Linked DNA regions of Homo sapiens: region 1 is linked to region 2. A link is an interaction called in ENCODE POLR2A ChIA-PET data of the cell type or tissue named here. Cell type or tissue: CD4-positive, alpha-beta T cell. All regions are shown on one strand. Each heading gives the region's core, and the rest is flanking DNA. Links, peaks and the distances in the headings are about the cores only.

Region 1 (4,388 bases), core at 170-4,169, 540 kb after region 2:
TGTGCATGCATGTACAGGTGGGCAGCGTGCATGTGTCAAGCTCACATGGGAAGCAGGGTGGAAGAGGAAGGGATGGGCGCCAAGTGCTGTCGAGAAAGACAGCTGATGGGGGGCTGGGACGGGGGGAGACAGCAGCAAGGGAGACCCACTGGGAGATCCCTACCAGAATCTAGGAAGTAGGGCTGAAGCATGAGACTAGTGAGAAAATGGACAGTGATCGGTGGAGGAGGATTCAGATATTTCTTAATGAAACAGCTGGGGGCTTGGCAACTGATTGGGAAGGACAAGGAGAGGAGGGAGTCCAGGAAGCCCAATCATTGAACTAAACCCTGACTCTGCAAATCAGACCTTCCCCAGGACACTTGACTTCTACTTGCTGGAAAATTCTCTTGTCTACGCAGCTCACAGGTGACTAGGGCTGTGGAGTTGCCCTCCCCACCTGCTCTACGCAGCCCTACGAGGAAGCCTCCAGGGTTCCAAGCCTGGATGGGGGAGTCAGAGACAGGATTTCTTGGAGAACTAAGGAAGGCAGGGAGCAGGGGCAGGGATGGGAGCATCCTGAGATTCAAACATCTCTATTGCAGTAGTTCAACTTCAGCAAATATCGGAATCACCTGCAGAACTCGTTAAATACAACACAGTTTGATGGGCACCATTGCCAGAGTTTCTGATTCAGTAATTCTGGGTTGGGGCCCTAGAATTTGCATTTCTTCCAATTTCCCAGGTGATGCTGATGCTGCTGGTCTGGGACCACTCTTTGAGAACAGTGTGCTTCTCAACCCTACCTGTGCATTAGAAGCACCAGGGAGATCCTTTAAAATTCTAAAGCCCACACCCTACCCAGACCAACTGAATAAGAATCTACACATTAGATTCAAAGATGGCACCTCTGGGGGACACCTGAGGTCTGAAGAAGCTGCTGTATTTGGGCAGCAGCATGTCAGCAACTCTTTCGATTCTGTATGAATTTCTTCCTATTCTGTCTCAAGCACGCTCCTCTGTCCCCCAGGAGAGACCCTGACTTCCCATCTGTATTAGCCGATTTTCACACGGCTCTAGAGATACTACTTGAGACTGGGTAATTTATAAACAAAGGCAATTCAATTAATTCACAGTTCTGCATGGCTGGGGTAGCCTCAGGAAACTTACAATCATGGCAGAAGGGAAAACAGGCGCCTTCTTCACAAGGCGGCAGGAGAGAGAAAAAGAGCATGTAAAGTGGGAAGAGCCCCTTATAAAACCATCAGATCTCATGAGAACTCACTCACTATCATGACAGCAACATGGGAGAAACTGCTCCCACGATGCAATCACCTCCCACCAGATCCCTCCCTTGACAAGTGGGGATTACAATTCGAGATGAGATTTGGGTGGGGACACAGAGCCAAACCATATCACCATCTTTCCTTGACAGGTGTACCAAATTGGCCAGAATTGTCCAACCCTCTCTGAGGATTGATGTGAACTGTTTCCAACTTGGTTCTTTCACAATAATTAGCCATCACTTTACTGCTTTCCTGGTCACTGGCTGCCTGGGGGTTTCCTCTTCCCCTCTCCTCCTCCTCTGAAGTGACCTCCTCCTACGGAAGCCCTGGTCTCATACTTGCACTTCACCACCACCCAACTATTTGGAGTCAATGTCTGCCTTATCTCCCAATAGGATTCTTCAAGTTTCTGCAGGAACTGAGAAGTGTTCCTTTCTCTCAATATGGCAGTGGAAGATGAGGTAACATAAGGTGTGTGTGGGATGGAAGTAAATATGGCTCTGAAACCTCACATAATTACATCATAGAGAGGTATTGCCAAGGTAAACTAATAAGAAAACAGTTGGGTGGTGTTTACCAACAAAATCAGTTTGGGCTGTGTTATTCACTGCCTTTGCTTTGATGAAAGAGCTGCGGATTAGAATCATACATTTCAAAAGAGGGAACCTCTTCATGGAATTGACCAAATTATTCTTCCTACTTGGTCAGGCTGCCTAGAAACTTGGAAAATTGCTAAGATAAGTTCTAGGAGCTCCATGGAGGCTCCTCTGCCCACTGGCTGCTTTGCAGAGCACCCTGTTTGTCTGTCTGTCTGTCTCGCTCTCTCTCTTTCCATCTGTCCTGATGCCTGTGCTTCTCCTAAGGCCATGGAACAGCAAGGCCAGAGTTTTAGTCTCAAACTCACAGTCCTAATGTTGGTTTTAAATTTACATTCTCTTACATCAAAATCCTTGGGTAGCAAAATTGAGATTCGAATCCTGTTTCTTATCAGTATCATGTAGACAGTTTGGATTTGAGACAGTATTTCAGCTCACAGCTGGGGTTGGAGGAGCCAGCATGCCACCACCCCTTTAGGAAACACTTGTAGAACACCCTTAAGGTGAAAGGCACAGAGACAGGTGCTAGGGGAGGATGATGGACAAGACCAGTGCCCTGTGCTCAGGGAGCTCACCACCTAGGGACCAGGACACCAGACCCAAGTTGAGACCAAGGATGCAGAAGCTGTTGAGGACTCCAGGTCAGTGCCAAGAACTACAATCTTTGGAAAAGTTTGATCACCACACAGAGACTCTGGGCACCTAGTCCAGTCTTCTACCTTCATAGCACCCCTGGCACCTAGGTACCTGGTCTCTGCTTGAAATCCTCCAATTCTGGGGAGCTCACTTTCTCATTAGACATGCTTTGTCTTGTTGCTCAGCTCTAGAATCTGTGTCATATTTCCCCAAGGCCCTAATTCAGTGAGGCCTTGGAACTCTCTCATTGGAACTCCAGAGAACTATATTTTCCCACCTTGTATGAGGCCTTCCACATCTGTTCTTTCCTCCAATGGCAACAACCACCTTGTGATTCCAGCAAAGTCATGTTGAGTGTCCACTTGACCAACTGGATACAATCAAGCTTGGTCAGTTCAGTGAACTTAGGCCAAGATAAGGCTACTTAACTCCTTACCTGACACTGTTTTCATCCCAAAGCTCTGCCATCTTGGGGAGGGCATCCCAGAGTCCAGCTTTTTGAATCTGAAATGTATCATGCCAGCTAATTTTCCCAGAAAAACTGAGTGAGAGGGTGAGGGTTGGAACCATGTACTCCACACTTTAAACCTTCGTGGAAAACAAACCAATTGTCTGAGCCATAGGCTGAGTTGATCAGGAAGTGAGCTGAGGGTCGATAGAGACTGTTCCTCCCAACACTACATAGCAATGTGGCTCAAACGCTACTTCTTTCTACTTAGATGATTTTTCTGTAATGAAGAGATGGTACCATCTGGACAGTGGGGTGCTTCATTTAGGAGAGGCAGAAGCAAAGGCCGTGCTGGGGGAAGGCAGCATCAATGCCACACAAACGGTCCAAAAGAAAGCCAATCCAAAAGGGCCAGAAAAATGAAAACCACATCCACATAACATGCAAGCAACAGAGACTTCTGATTTTGTAGAGTGGAGAGGAAGTGGCACCTGAGGGCTCCCACTGTGCCTTCTTCACCTCATTCATCCTGGCTGTTTTGGGTACCAGGTCTCAAATGTGCTAACTGATTCACACCTCATTTTGGCAGAAAAAGATACATACACATTGTATGCCTGTCATCCCTGAACCTAGTATTTCTTAATGCTTAACATAGTTACAAAGAAGATCTGGAAAACTAACAGCCCTGTGTTCTAGAGTTGCTGAGTTCTAGAGCCACAGGTAAGGTGGATTTGATGATGATTACAGAAAAACAGTTACATGTGATTCAGGGACCCAACCAAAGGTCCGAGAACAGGTGACCACAGCCTATAACTCTATGATGGATGTTATCATTCAAAAGAAGCAGGATATAACATAACCAAACCTTTGGACAAACCTATGGAAACCTGGACCTATTCTTCCATGTGAAACATTTGTCAGGAAGTCGTCCTCAGTCAAGCGGACAACAGATTTTCTTCAGCCCCTTGACCAGAAGGGTGTTTCCTCAGCCAGGCAGCAGCCCATCTTTTGTGGCTGTGCAGAGCGAGTTACACTAAAGGAAGTGATCAGAGGTCTGCAGTAGTCAGTGGAGGTTACTCACATCCTGAAGGGACATCAGTGACCCAGTACTGGAAGGTCTCTGAAAGGCCGAATACGAAAGGTCCAGGGCTTCCCCAAAATGTTCTTCTCCACTCTTATCCTCAAACAGGAATGAGCGCCTCCTCAGAGGATGAACTGAGTGACCCACCAGGTTCTTCTCAAGCATTCAAAGCACTATTTTATTTTATTTTATTTTATTTTATTTTATTTTATTTTATTTTATTTTATTTATTTTATTTTATTTATTTGAGACCGAGTTTTGCTCTGTTGTCCAGGCTGGAGTGCAGTGGCATGGTCTTGGCTCACTGCAACCTCCGCCACCCCGGTTCAAGCGATTCTCCTGCCTCAGTCTCCTGAGTAGCT
Region 2 (4,388 bases), core at 293-4,292:
CTGGGCAGAGGCTGCAATCTCGGCACTTTGGGGGGCCAAGGCAGGCAGCTGGGAGGTGGAGGTTGTAGCGAGCCGAGATCACGCCACTGCACTCCAGCCTGGGCACCATTGAGCACTGAGTGAACGAGACTCCGTCTGCAATCCCGGCACCTCGGGAGGCCGAGGCTGGCGGATCACTCGCGGTTAGGAGCTGGAGACCAGCCCGGCCGACACAGCAAAACCCCGTCTCCACCAAAAAAAAAACGAAAACCAGTCAGGCGTGGCGGCGCGCGCCTGCAATCGCAGGCACTCGGCAGGCTGAGGCAGGAGAATCAGGCAGGGAGGTTGCAGTGAGCCGAGATGGCAGCAGTACCGTCCAGCTTTGGCTCGGCATCAGAGGGAGACCGTGGAAGGAGACCGTGGAGAGAGAGGGAGACGGAGAGGGAGAGAGGGAGGGGGAGGGGGAGGGGGAGGGGGAGGGGGAGGGGGAGGGAGAGGCTGTGTGTCCGGAGTTTTGCTCTTGTTGCCCAGGCTGGAGTGGAATGGCACAATCTTGGCTCACCACAACCTCCACCTCCCAGGTTCAAGCGATTCTCATGCCTCAGCCTCCTGAGTAGCTGGGATTACAAGCATGCACCACCACACCTGACTAACTTTTTTATTTTTAGTAAAGACGGGTTTCTCCATGTTGGTCAGGCTGGTCTCGAACTCCCGACCTCAGGTGATCCGCCCACCTCGGCCTCCCAAAGTGCTGGGATTACAGGTGTGAGCCACCGCACCTGGCCCTATCCTGCTCCTTTCTATCTCGGTGCTTTTGTTTCTCCTGTTCTGCCTGCCTTGGATGGTCCCCTTTTCAGCTCTCCATAGTCTAACTCACAGTCTCCTTCAAGCATTGGCCAAATGACACCTCTTTGAGAATGTCAGTCCCGCTTCTGAGCTGCAGTGCCTGTTTCTTTGCAGGCACTTGAAACAGTCTGCCGCTTAGCTTGGTTATTTCTGGTTCAGTCTTGCTTTCCCTTAGGGTGGGTATGCAGTGGTTAAAATCACAGATTCCCTAGACAAGGACAGCCTGGGTTTCTGTCTGTCTTCTGTGGTTTTCTAGCTTATGATTTCTGTGAGCTTCAGAGGGAGATGGGCATATTAGCTCTCCCCGGGTGGCAGTGAGGACTGTGAGTTTCTGTATGTGAGGCATTTGAAACAAGTGCTGTGTAGGGGAGGATCCATATCTGATTAATCTTTTTTTTTTTTTTTTTAAACGGAGTCTTGCTCTGTCACCCAAGCTGGAGTGCAGTGGCATGATCTTGGCTCACTGCAACCTCCACTTCCCAGATTCAAGCCATTCTCCTGTTTTAGCCTCCTGAGTAGCTGGGACTACAGGTGTGCACCACCATTCCCGGCTAATTTTTGTATTTTTAGTAGAGTCAGGGTTTCACCATGTTGGCCAGGCTAGTCTTGAACTCCTGACCTCAGGTGATCTGCCCACCCCAGCCTCCCAAAGTGCTGGGATTACAGGGGTGAGCCACCGTGCCCAGCCTCCATATCTGACTAATCGTCATTGCTTACTAGCTTCTAGTCAGGAATTTTTGTTGATTAAATGAAACCATGGAGTTTAGTTAGACCCTAATTTATTATGATTATTATTTTTTTAGAGATAAGGTCTCGATTTGCTGCCCAGGCTGGAGTGCAGCGGTGTGATCCTGCAGCCTTGAACTCCCAAGCTCGAGCAATCCTCCCATTTTAGCCTCCCGTGTAGCTGGGACTGTAGGTGTGTACCATCATGCTTAGCTAATTTTTAAATTTTTTAGTCATGGGGTCTCACTATATTGCCCAGGTTGTTCCTTGAACTCCTGGCCTTAAGTGATCCTCCCTCCTTTGCCTCCGCAAACACTGGAATTACCGGCACAAGTCCCTGCGTTTGGCCTACTATTGTTTTTCAGTGTTTGTCATTTGAGTGTAAGTAAAACCTTTTTTCCCCTTGACATTTTAGAGATGGAAGCACTTTATTTATTTATGAGTTGCTCACCCACACATAATAAACATATTATTTTAAAACCTGTGTACAGACTTTTTTGTGTTTTATGTATTTTTTAAAAACTGCAGTTTGTACATAAACTTGCCCTTTTTAAGCATATTGTTCAGACTTTTCAACAAATGAGTAGTTTTGTGACCGCCCCTTCTTTCTCCAGCCCCTGGCAACCCCTGATCATTTTTCTGTGTACAGTTTTACTTATTCCAGAATGTCTTGTAACTGGAACTAGACAGTATTATACATACTATTTTTTAATCATGCAGAGTATTCTCAGAATAGAGTTTGACTGTAGATAAAATGTCCACTTGAGCAAAATGCCTGGAAAAAAGCAGCCCCTTGATGAAAGCTGCTAAATGATTCAGCAGATCACAAGTTTGATAGGTTTCGCTTTCGTTGATTAACTCAGGAGCTGTAGCCATAACAGTGGCTGGCATGCGCCCCGTGCCTCTGCCCATAGCAGCACCTGGCACTGCTCCGGGAAAGGTGGCCTCCCTGGGCTCGTTCTGTCCTCACAGCAGCCCTCTGGAGGTTGCTGTTCCCTCCACATGCACAGTCTGAGGGTGAGGAGATGGAAATACATGTAAAATGAGGAATTACTTTTTTTTTTTTTTTTTGAGACAGAGTCTCGCACTCCCGCGCAGGCTGGAGTGCAGTGGCACGATCTTGGCTCACTGCAAGCTCCACCTCCCAGGTTCATGCCATTCTCCTGCCTCAGCCTCCTGAGTAGCTGGGACTACAGGCACCTGCCACCACGCCTAGCTAATTTTTTATAATTTCATTAGAGACGGGGTTTCACCGTGTTAGCCAGGATGGTCTCGATTTCCTGACCTTGTGATCTGCCCTCCTCGGCCTCCCAAAGTGCTGAGATTACAGGCGTGAGCCCGGCCTGGAATTCACTTTTTAGCCTTGAAGATGTCAGTTGGAGGGCTGATAGCTTAATGACTTTATGTCTTTGGCATCTCCTCCTCTCTGGTGGGCAGTGATTGGGTGGCTGCCTCCTCACTGTGGCTCTGAGCAGGACCTTTGTGATGCTGGCCACGTGACTTACAGGCACTGGCTGTGTGAGTGTATCCTTCACGTGGTCTCTACTCTGAAGCAAGTGGGTAGAGTGGCGTCCACTGAAAGTGTCAGTGTGGCTGTTACATATTCCTTTTGTTTCCTCCTCTTCAAGGTGTTTGTCTTTGGTGCGCTCACAGAATGGCTGCGTTTCTACAACAAATGGCTGTACTGCTGCCTGTGGATTGTGAACGGCCTGCTGCAGTCCACTGGTTGGCCCTGTGTGGTTGCTGTTATGGGCAACTGGTTTGGGAAAGCCGGGTATGCCACTTCCTTCCTCTCTAATTTCTCTGTTTAAGTGGTTTCCATGGTGGATTTTTCAGACTTGTCAAAGTCAGTTACTTTGCTGCCTTAGATACCACCCACATCTTTCGTTAGCAAGTCAGAGTTGTTCAGGGAGAGAGGGTTTCACGTCAGTGTGCGTTGGAAATGGTGTGGACCTTAGAAGTCATCCAGCCTAGGAGACACACTCCTACCACTCTTTGGGCTGTGGGCAGATTCTGAGTGTGGGCCAAGGCAGGAGGTCTCAATTTTTTATTTTACTCATCGTTTCTTTATAGAACATAAAAATCTCATTTACTATCCATCATGTATCTTCCTTTGGGTTTTGCCTTCCCTGCCCTTTTTTGAGAGTGATCTTATTTAACCTTTTTACATTAAAGATAAGGAAATTAAGGTCAAAGGTTATTCATGTTGACCTGCCCAAGGTCATGTAACAAGGGCTCTAATTAGACTCAGATGAAGAACGCCAGACTTTGGGGCTTGATCAAATGGGGTATTTTTTCCCTCTAAACCTTCAAGGAGCTTTTTTTTCTTTTTTGTTTTTGAGACAGAGTCTTGCTCTGTCACCAGGCTGGAGTGCAGTGGGGTGATCTCGGCTCACTGCAACCTTCGCCTCCGGGGTTCAAGTGATTCTCCTGCCTCAGCCTCCCAAGTAGCTGGGATTACAGGTGTGTACCACCATGTCCAGCTAATTTTTTTTTTTTTTTTGAGATGGAGTTTTGCTCTTGTTGCCCATTGCAATGGCGCGATCTCGGCTCACTGCAACCTCCGCCTCCCAGGTTCAAGCGATTCTCCTGCTGTAGCCTCCTGAGTAGCTGGGATTACAGGCATGTGCCCCCACACCTGGCTAGTTTTGCATTTTTAGTACAGATGGGGTTTCTCCATGTTGGTCAGGCTGGTCTCGATCTCCTGACCTCAGGTGATTTCGCCCGCCTCAGCCTTCCAAAGTGCTGGGATTACAGGCATGAGCCACCGCACCCAGCCATAATTTTATATATAAATGGAATCATACAGTATGTACTCTTTTTTTGAGTCATCTTTT

Evidence for each region. Peaks named below come from ENCODE experiments on the same cell type or tissue, not always from the same donor. Only the 100,000 strongest peaks of a DNase experiment are listed, where the experiment ranks them.
Region 1: POLR2A ChIA-PET joins it to region 2 with 5 read pairs; 3 of 35 experiments call an interaction of 5 or more read pairs at or near these places.

The regions. Positions count from the first base shown.
Region 1 is chr7:139,812,942-139,817,329 of GRCh38, reverse strand. It overlaps a transcript of TBXAS1 not described here. Among named protein-coding and RNA genes, the nearest start is that of TBXAS1, 14 kb to the left of the region's middle. In CD4-positive, alpha-beta T cell, for the core only: no CTCF peak of the experiment used is centred there; no DNase peak of the experiment used is centred there.
Region 2 is chr7:140,357,577-140,361,964 of GRCh38, reverse strand. It overlaps SLC37A3 (solute carrier family 37 member 3), which reads left to right. Exons shown (of 15, transcript NM_207113.3): 6 at 3,180-3,325. Among named protein-coding and RNA genes, the nearest start is that of SLC37A3, 39 kb to the left of the region's middle. RefSeq lists an enhancer at 2,314-2,363. In CD4-positive, alpha-beta T cell, for the core only: no CTCF peak of the experiment used is centred there; DNase peaks (open chromatin) are centred at 2,444 and 3,044; H3K4me3 peaks cover 968 bases; H3K27ac peaks cover 1,096 bases.